2 separate regions of the Homo sapiens genome follow, and region 1 is linked to region 2. A link is an interaction called in ENCODE POLR2A ChIA-PET data of the cell type or tissue named here. Cell type or tissue: Panc1. All regions are shown on one strand.

Evidence for each region. ChIA-PET counts read pairs that join two places held together with the same protein. Peaks named below come from ENCODE experiments on the same cell type or tissue, not always from the same donor. Only the 100,000 strongest peaks of a DNase experiment are listed, where the experiment ranks them.
Region 1: POLR2A ChIA-PET joins it to region 2 with 7 read pairs; 2 of 35 experiments call an interaction of 5 or more read pairs at or near these places.

The regions. Positions count from the first base shown.
Region 1 is chr4:173,054,847-173,058,846 of GRCh38, forward strand. No RefSeq gene overlaps it. Among named protein-coding and RNA genes, the nearest start is that of GALNT7, 110 kb to the right of the region's middle. In Panc1, no CTCF peak of the experiment used is centred here; no DNase peak of the experiment used is centred here; H3K27ac peaks cover 2,033 bases.
Region 2 is chr4:173,233,146-173,237,145 of GRCh38, forward strand. All of the region lies in intron 1 of GALNT7 (polypeptide N-acetylgalactosaminyltransferase 7), which reads left to right. Among named protein-coding and RNA genes, the nearest start is that of MIR548T, 33 kb to the right of the region's middle. In Panc1, no CTCF peak of the experiment used is centred here; no DNase peak of the experiment used is centred here; H3K27ac peaks cover 3,810 bases.

The DNA of each region.
Region 1 (4,000 bases), 180 kb before region 2:
TTCCCAGTATACTCACATTTATCCACTTATGAGCAGGAATCTGTGATCTGAAAGCTTTCCAGAGTGAAATGATTTCTAAAACTAAGCAACAAGAAATGCATGAAACTGAGAAAGGAGACAAGTCTAAGGTGAACATTGGGCTATAACACAATCATAAAAGGCTTCAGAAATAACTGAAGAAGGCTGACTGTTCTTGACCTATAACTTTACCTCATTTTGCTTGTACTGCTGAATCGCATAAATGGAAAATAAGCAAAAGCAGTGGTTGTTGTAATTACTTTCATAATGGTGACGATTTTGACTTGATGTGAATTAATATTCTTAAACTTCTTCAAGGTACATTGCATTTGGCCAATTCTTCTTATTCTAAATCACCACAAAAGAACAAGGCTTACCATACATCTTAACAAAGCTGGTTTTTGTTTTTGTTTCTAATTCCTAAGGTCATCAACTCTAATTTTACAGAAGTTAAGCTTTGTTCTAATTGGCTATATAATCAGGGGTAAGTAACCTAATTTCTATAATTGAGGGTATTTATTCCTACATTGCACTGTACATTGTTCCTTACAAGTAGAAGACTATGTGATTTTGTAGTAATAATAAAGTCAAAAAGGGTGTCCATGTTAAGCTATGAGAATTCAATCTGGAGAACATGGAGCATATTTTCCCTCACTTGGAGGGCTAGGGTAAGAGTAATTATTGGCAATGTTGGACTGAACAAACAGTACACTCCGTAAAAAATGAGATGGCCAACATTATTAATTGCATAAGATATTGGCTCATTCATTCATCAAACGTTTATTGGTTGACACTAACCATGCAAGTTTACAAAAACCTGCAATACAGCTTCATGGCAAAGCTTTCTCCTATGAAGCTTTTTACATAATAAAATTCAGGGAGAAAAATAGTCAAATGTATACTCAGTAAACCTTGCCAGAAGGCTGAAAATCTGTTTCCCAATTGAAAAACCACAGCCAGATATCATGTATAAAGGAAAGTCATTCATAGTAATCTTACTCTCCCTTTACTATTGTTTTTTAATAGATGACTGAAGATTACTGAGAGAATAAGATAAAAAGAAAAAGACAGAAAATATTGAATATGTTTGAAGTCTTTAACCCTTATAAAATAAAAATATCCAATCATCTTCACTACAGGAAGGAAACTAGGAATATACATCTTTGGGAGTAAAAGACACCTCCCCTTCCTTTTCCTAAATAGTCCCTTCTGGCTCAATTAGCTGATAGAGGAGAGCTATTTCACCCTTGAAATCCTAACAAGGTGGCATGGGAAGGGCAGCAGTGCTCCATTCCTTGTTGGGCCCACCCCTGGATCTTGATCAGGGATTAGGGGTGTCACAGTTAATTCATTCATAACATATAAAGCTCCAAAGTTTCTACATTTTTAACTGAGCTAAAGGAATTTAAATTTTTCCTAAAATAATATCATTTTCACTCCCTTGTACTCTGTTATGCTTTCTCAGTAGCACGAGAAGGGATTAGAGTTACAGTTAGTCCTGAGAATTGAGGATAACCCTGGTTCTGATGATAGGACAACATCAGACACGTGAAGGCCACCCATCATTGTCACAAGGGAACAACACAGAACAGATACCTCAGGGAATTCCTGGTGATTTAGTCACCCACCTTTCCCCGCTTTGCCTCTTGGGATCTCTGAGCTCTAATGGTGGAGAAAAGGGAAAGAGATAAGGGTCAGTTCTTCCCTTTGAGGGAAAGTCCTGAGAAAGCAGTGCACAGCCATTGAAGGTCCGAGGCCATTCGCTCTGTACAACACACTGATAAAAAACAAACCTGTGAAAAATAAAGTCTAGTTAACTCAGGCAAATGCTTTTGAAAAAGTCAAATTCAAAGTCTATCAAATGTTAACTAATTAGGAGACAATTTCTCTACATACAGTGAGCAGGCTTCCATTTGCATTCCCTGGCTTCAGATTTCTCTTCAAAGAGACATATTAAACAGTGCACTGATATTTTTCAACCTGGCAGGAAATGTGCCAGCTGCACCAGCCATTGGAAAGGGAAGACTATTATCCCAATTGCCAATTTTAACCAACCCAGTAAGTAAATAGCCTGGGCCTAATCTTTATAGGCAGTTAAACTGTGCAGTGCTTAATAAATACTCCTGGGTGGCTGTGTTAAAGCAAAACAAAGAATACTGCTGGATAACAAGACAGCTGCAAAAATTAACGTTAGCTCCCAGAGGAGATAGGAGTTTCCGGATCACAGAAGCTATCTGTGACAAGAGAGATACCTATTACAAAAGAGTGATTATTAAAGAACACTTTAATTATTATTAAAAGAACAATAAGCCACTGCAGATACATTTAAGGCATTCTACAATCAATTTTAAGATAAGTAACGTTGCCTGAAGTACAAAAGATAACAAAATACAAACCCCATCCAAATGTATCAAAGCCTGGCAATTAACTTCTCATTACCAGAAACAAACTTTGTGTAAAATGGCTATTGAAGAAGGATATTGGTCCAGGAAGGCAATAATGGAGTTTGGTGGGTCAGACCTTGAGTTTTCTACAAAATGTATAGCTTCTTTTTTCAACTAAGTGTAAAAATCCTTGCCAGAAGCAGGAAAAATCTATATGCTAATCATATTTCCAATTGGGCTCAAACTGAAGGAAGTTAAGAGGAGAGCACAAACATGACTCAGAGGGCAAAGAGACTGACATACACAAAGAAATTATTAAAAGATTCTCAAATGCCCAGCTCTGCTGAGTAACGACCGAGAGGAGACATGATTGTCATTGGAAAGTGTCCATAGAGTAAACAACAGTCAGAGTCATTACTGAGCTGAATAGAAGGACTAAATTGGGGTAAAATTAAGGACAGAGAGATTTAAACTGAATGTCCGTGATGAGAAGGGCTGCCAGATAGTGAAACATCTCCCCAGGGTTAACCAGGAGACATCCTCTCAGAAGGCTTTCAAAAGTCAGGCTCTACCATGAACCAAAGGAGCATTTTTCCAATCCAAAGAAATGAAAAAAAAAATCCCTCCTTAAAGAGCAGGATTATATTTTTGGAGGGGGGCAGGAATAATTATCTGAGGTTTCTCCTAGAGAAGGAAAAGTCTGTGTTGAATCAACAAGGGAAGCTCATTTTAGAGGAGGTGGGGACAAAGGCAGGAAGCATGAAAAAGGGAATGTCACCAGCCAGCAGAAAAGAGGTAGGAAGCAACACCCTGTCTAGACTCCATAAAAACAATGACAGACCCATGACTGGCAAACACTTCTGCAGTGGTTTTGTGCTGAAAGTGATGGCACAGGCATCTCCCTGAGCTCATCAGCATGACGTGGTTTTTCCTAGCAGTAGCCTCAACAGTTGGTGATAACCTACCATGTAAATTCCTTGTATCCTTAAGCTAAGAAATAATTCTCTAAAAACCATAGGAGGCTAGTCTTTGTAGTATTTTCTATTTTTAACTAATGGCACTTAACAGAGTAGTGGTTTAGAATACAAGCTTGGCATCAAGCGGATCTGGGTTCGAATTTCACCTCATTTACTGTATGACTATTGGCCCTCTAATATAGCCTTTCAATGACCCAAATTGTCAGCTGAAAATGGGGTGATAATTTATACCTTTAGCAATCAGTGCTCTTGGTTGCAAGAATTACACTGGAAAACATCAGCAGAGGAGGAATTTATTGGAAGGATATTAGAAAGCTCGTAGAATCAACAGTAGCAGCTGAGAAAATGGGTGGGAATTAAGGGAGGTAGAGCGCGCTGAGCCATGAGCAAGGCTATGCCACAGAAACTGCCTGGTGAGGGTGTCACTGTATGAATTGCTGCTCCCACACACTGTCAGACTCTGCTGCCACTGGACACTGGATGCTGTTCCCATCCCCTCTGTGTCATCATTATGAAGTGAATTCTAAAAGATCGCTGCCTCTTGTTTATCTCACTTAAGATTCTCATTCAATACTGGGAGCACCTGATTGGCCAAGCCTCAGCCACAATGCCTGTAGCATA
Region 2 (4,000 bases):
ACTTAGGTTGATTCTGTATCTTGGCTATTGTGAATAGTGCTTCAGTCAACATGACAGTGCAGGTATCCTTTGATATATTAATTTCCTTTCCTTTGGATAAATACCCAGTAGTGGGATGGGTGGGTTGTATGGTAGTTCTATTTTTAGGTTTCTGAGAAACCTCCATACTGTTTTCCATAATGGCTGTTGTAACTTACATTCTCACCAACAGTGTATAAGAGTTCCCTTACTCTGCATGTTTGCCAGCATTGTTATTTTTTGTCTTTTTGATAAGAACCTTTCTGACTCAGATGAGATGATACTTCATTGCGGTTTTGATTTGGATTTCCCTGATGATTAGTGATGTTGAGTATTTTTTCATATATCTGCAGTATTTAACAGAGCTAAGTCTAAATGCAATATATAGAATAGATTAAATGGGAGACACTGTTGGATTAATTCAGACTGCAGTGGTTGAGGATTTGGATCCCAAAGAAGAGAACAATGCCAGTATCTGCACCAATTCCATCTTTCCTATTACATCAGAGGGGTTGTCCGCCTCCCAGCCAGGCCAGTCCCCATGACTGCTTTGGCTCCCATCCCTTCTTCATTCTCAAGAACTTTGTGCACTTGATTACCCCTTCTCTCACATGCTTTTTAATGTCTCACCCTTGCCTTTGCTTTTAAAAATCTTCAAGCTTTTCCTATTAAAAACAAACTAAATTTTCTCATTCCACTTCATATTTCTTCCAGCTGCCTCTTCATCTCTATTCATCCCTTAACAGGCAAATCAAATTTTTCAAAAAATGTTGTCTATTCTTGTTTGTATCGTTTCCACATCTCCCAACTCCACACTTCCACTCACTCCAGTTGGGCTCTTGACACCATTACCCTGCCAAAACAGCTGTCACTGAAGTTATCAGTCAGCTTCAACTTCACGTTACCAAATGCAATCCTCATCTTGCTTGGCTTCTCGACATAGTTCACCGTGCCCTGTGTCTTGAACACACTGTTTTGGTTTTTGGTTTTCTTTCCACATATTGGGCTAGTCATCTGTCTCTTCTATAGTCTCACCCTCTTCCATCCATCATGTAAGGGGTGAATTCCTCAAGGCGGGATCCAAGATCCTCTCCTTTTCTCACTTTATAATCTCTCCATCACTCGTCTTATTGGCTCTTGAGTCAATTATTATCTGCATAAAGATTTGTGCCAAATTATATTCTCCAGTCCAGACCTCTTCACTGAGCTATAAATTCTGTTTCTGTCTCCTCTTGAATGTTTCAGAAGCACTTGAAATTCAGCATATCTAAAAGGGAACTCATCATCTTCAATTCTGGTCTATTTCAGTGTTTCCTCTCTCAGTGAATAGTATCCAGTTGTATAAGTTACAAATCTTAAAGTCATTCTTCATACCTCCCTCTCCTTCATCACACATATCCAATCCATCATGATTGGATAGCAAAAGAAAACAGTTGCTCATTTTACTTCGTAATTACTATAATTTGAATGTCTGTCCCCTCAAACCTCATGTTGTAATTTGAGTCCCAATTTTGGAGGTGAGGCCTAATGGGAAGTGATTGGGTCATGGAGGCAGATCCCTCATGTATTGTTTCAGTGCCATCTTCACTGTAATAAGTGAGTTCTCATTCTGTTAGTTACCAAAAGCACTGGTTATAAAACAAAACAAAAGAAAACAAAAAAAAACTGGCACCTCCTTCTCTCTGTATCTTGCTCCCTGTCTCGCCATGTGATCTCTGCACACACCTGCTTCCCTTCCCTACTGCCATGCATGGAAGCAGCCTGAGGCCCTATCAGAAGGAGATGCTGGTACCATGCTTCTTATACAGCCTGCAGAACTGTGAGCCAAATAAACCTCTTTTCTTTATAAATTACGCAGCTTCTGGTATTTCTTTATAGCAATACAAATGGGCGAAGACACTAATTAACCCTTGAATCTGTCCACTTTCCACTTTTTTTCTTCCACCACCAAGATTCTTATCCAGACTACTGCTGTCTATTCTGGAATCTATCCTCAGTCACTCTGGCCTGTTTCCAGGTCTGTTCTCTTACTACTCAGCCAGGGGATTGTTTTCAAAATGCTTCTGTCCCTTCCAAGGTACATTAAAGCTATTAACTCACTTTTTACTGCTCTCAGATGAAGTCCAGATGCATTACCATGGACACCAGGCCTGGCTTGATCTAGCTACTACCTAATCTTCAGCCTCACCTTGCCCCAGGCACGCCTCACTCTGTACTCCAGCCATATCTAGTCCTTCTTGCTTGGCATAGGCCTTCCTTCTACAGGCACTTTGCACAACACGTTCTCTACCTGGGATACTCTTCCCTCCTGTCTTCACCTAAGTAACTTCTGTTCTTTCAGATCTTTGCTCAGTGATGTACTCATTCTCAAGAAAGCCTTTTCTTTTCTTTTCTTTTTTTTTTTTTTCTTGAGACAGAGTCTTGCTCTGTTGTCCAGGCTGGAGTGCAGTGGCACAATCTCTGCTCACTGCATGCTCCACCGCCCAGGTTCACACCATTCTCCTGCCTCAGCCTCCCAAGTAGCTGGGACTACAGGCACCCACCACCACGCCCAGCTAATTTTTGTATTTTTAGAAGAGATGGAGTTTCACTGTGTTAGCCAGGATGGTGTCGATCTCCTGACCTCGTGATCTGTCTGCCTTGGCCTCCCAAAGTGCTGGGATTACAGGCGTGAGCCACCACGCCCGGCCACAAGAAAGCCTTTTCTAACTTCCTAAATTGGATCAATTCTCCTTGAAGTTTCTTACAGCACCATGTTTATATGATTATTTGTTTATCTGTCTGCCCCACTGGACAGAAAGAGCCACAAAAGCAGGGATGTATTTGCTTACCTTTGTATCTCTGTAACCTGGTACATAGTAGGTACTCAGTACATATTTGTTAAACCATCAGTTAGGCATTTGAAAGGAATGTCTAGGGCACAGCAACAAGGGGATCACAAAAATGCTTTGTGTGCTCTAGAAGGTAGAAAGCAGTATGACAGATCCATCCTCTAGCTGGGTAGGAGAGAACCGTGAGGAGTCCAGAGGCCTTTCTAGTTCCATGCTCCTGGGGCCTCCACCGTTGTCTATCAGAGAGCTGGCGAGCGAGCCCCACTGCAGCACTGCCATTACCATACTTCCCTGGCCTATACCTTCAGACTTTGTCATTCTTGTTACTTCAACATCATGACTGCAGTTTTTAGCCCTGTTGACCACTCCTGCCTTGAAATTCTCTCCTACTTTGCCTTCTGTAGTATTTTATTTTTAAGTTTTTTCTTATCTCTCTGACAACATCTTGGCTTCTCTTCCCACTCATTTGCTCTATCCGAGTACTCATTCCAAAATTCAGCTTTGATCTCATGGCTCCCATGTAAGAGGATAAAGTCTGAACCTCTCAGCAGTTCTTAAGAGACCCTCTGAGGAACTTGCCAGTATCTCAAGTTTCATCTCCTGCCCTTCTGTTATAGCAAATGATTTGGCATTCTCTAAGCACTCCGTGTTTTTATGATTTTGTGCCTTTTCCTCATGCCCCACCTTACATCCCCACCGCCTATGTACTGGGGAGCCTCTACTATTTTCAAAACGCAGATCAGGTCACTTAGGCCTGCTCAGGCATTCCCTTCCTCCAGGCTGTGACTCCCTTAGAGGCAAGGCCTTTTTCTATAACATGGCACTTTTATATAGAGTACCTGGCATATAGTAGACCTGTAATAAATATTCGGATAACAGAAAGGACAGTTCTTTTATCTTTTAATGATGCATATAAATAGTAACCTGAATGACAAATAACACTCATGATAAACCAGAGTATCACTGAATAAGCATTCCTTCTTGAGAACAGACCTCTTGATAGTTAAAAAGTAAAATGTCAAAAAGTTTATTACATAAATAACCTTGATCTACTCTGACTGTATTTTTCTGTCTCACATAATTCTGTTACATTGTCACACCCTCCTAAAATGGATTTCTAGTCGTGCCATGGTAATAAAATGTTGTTCTAG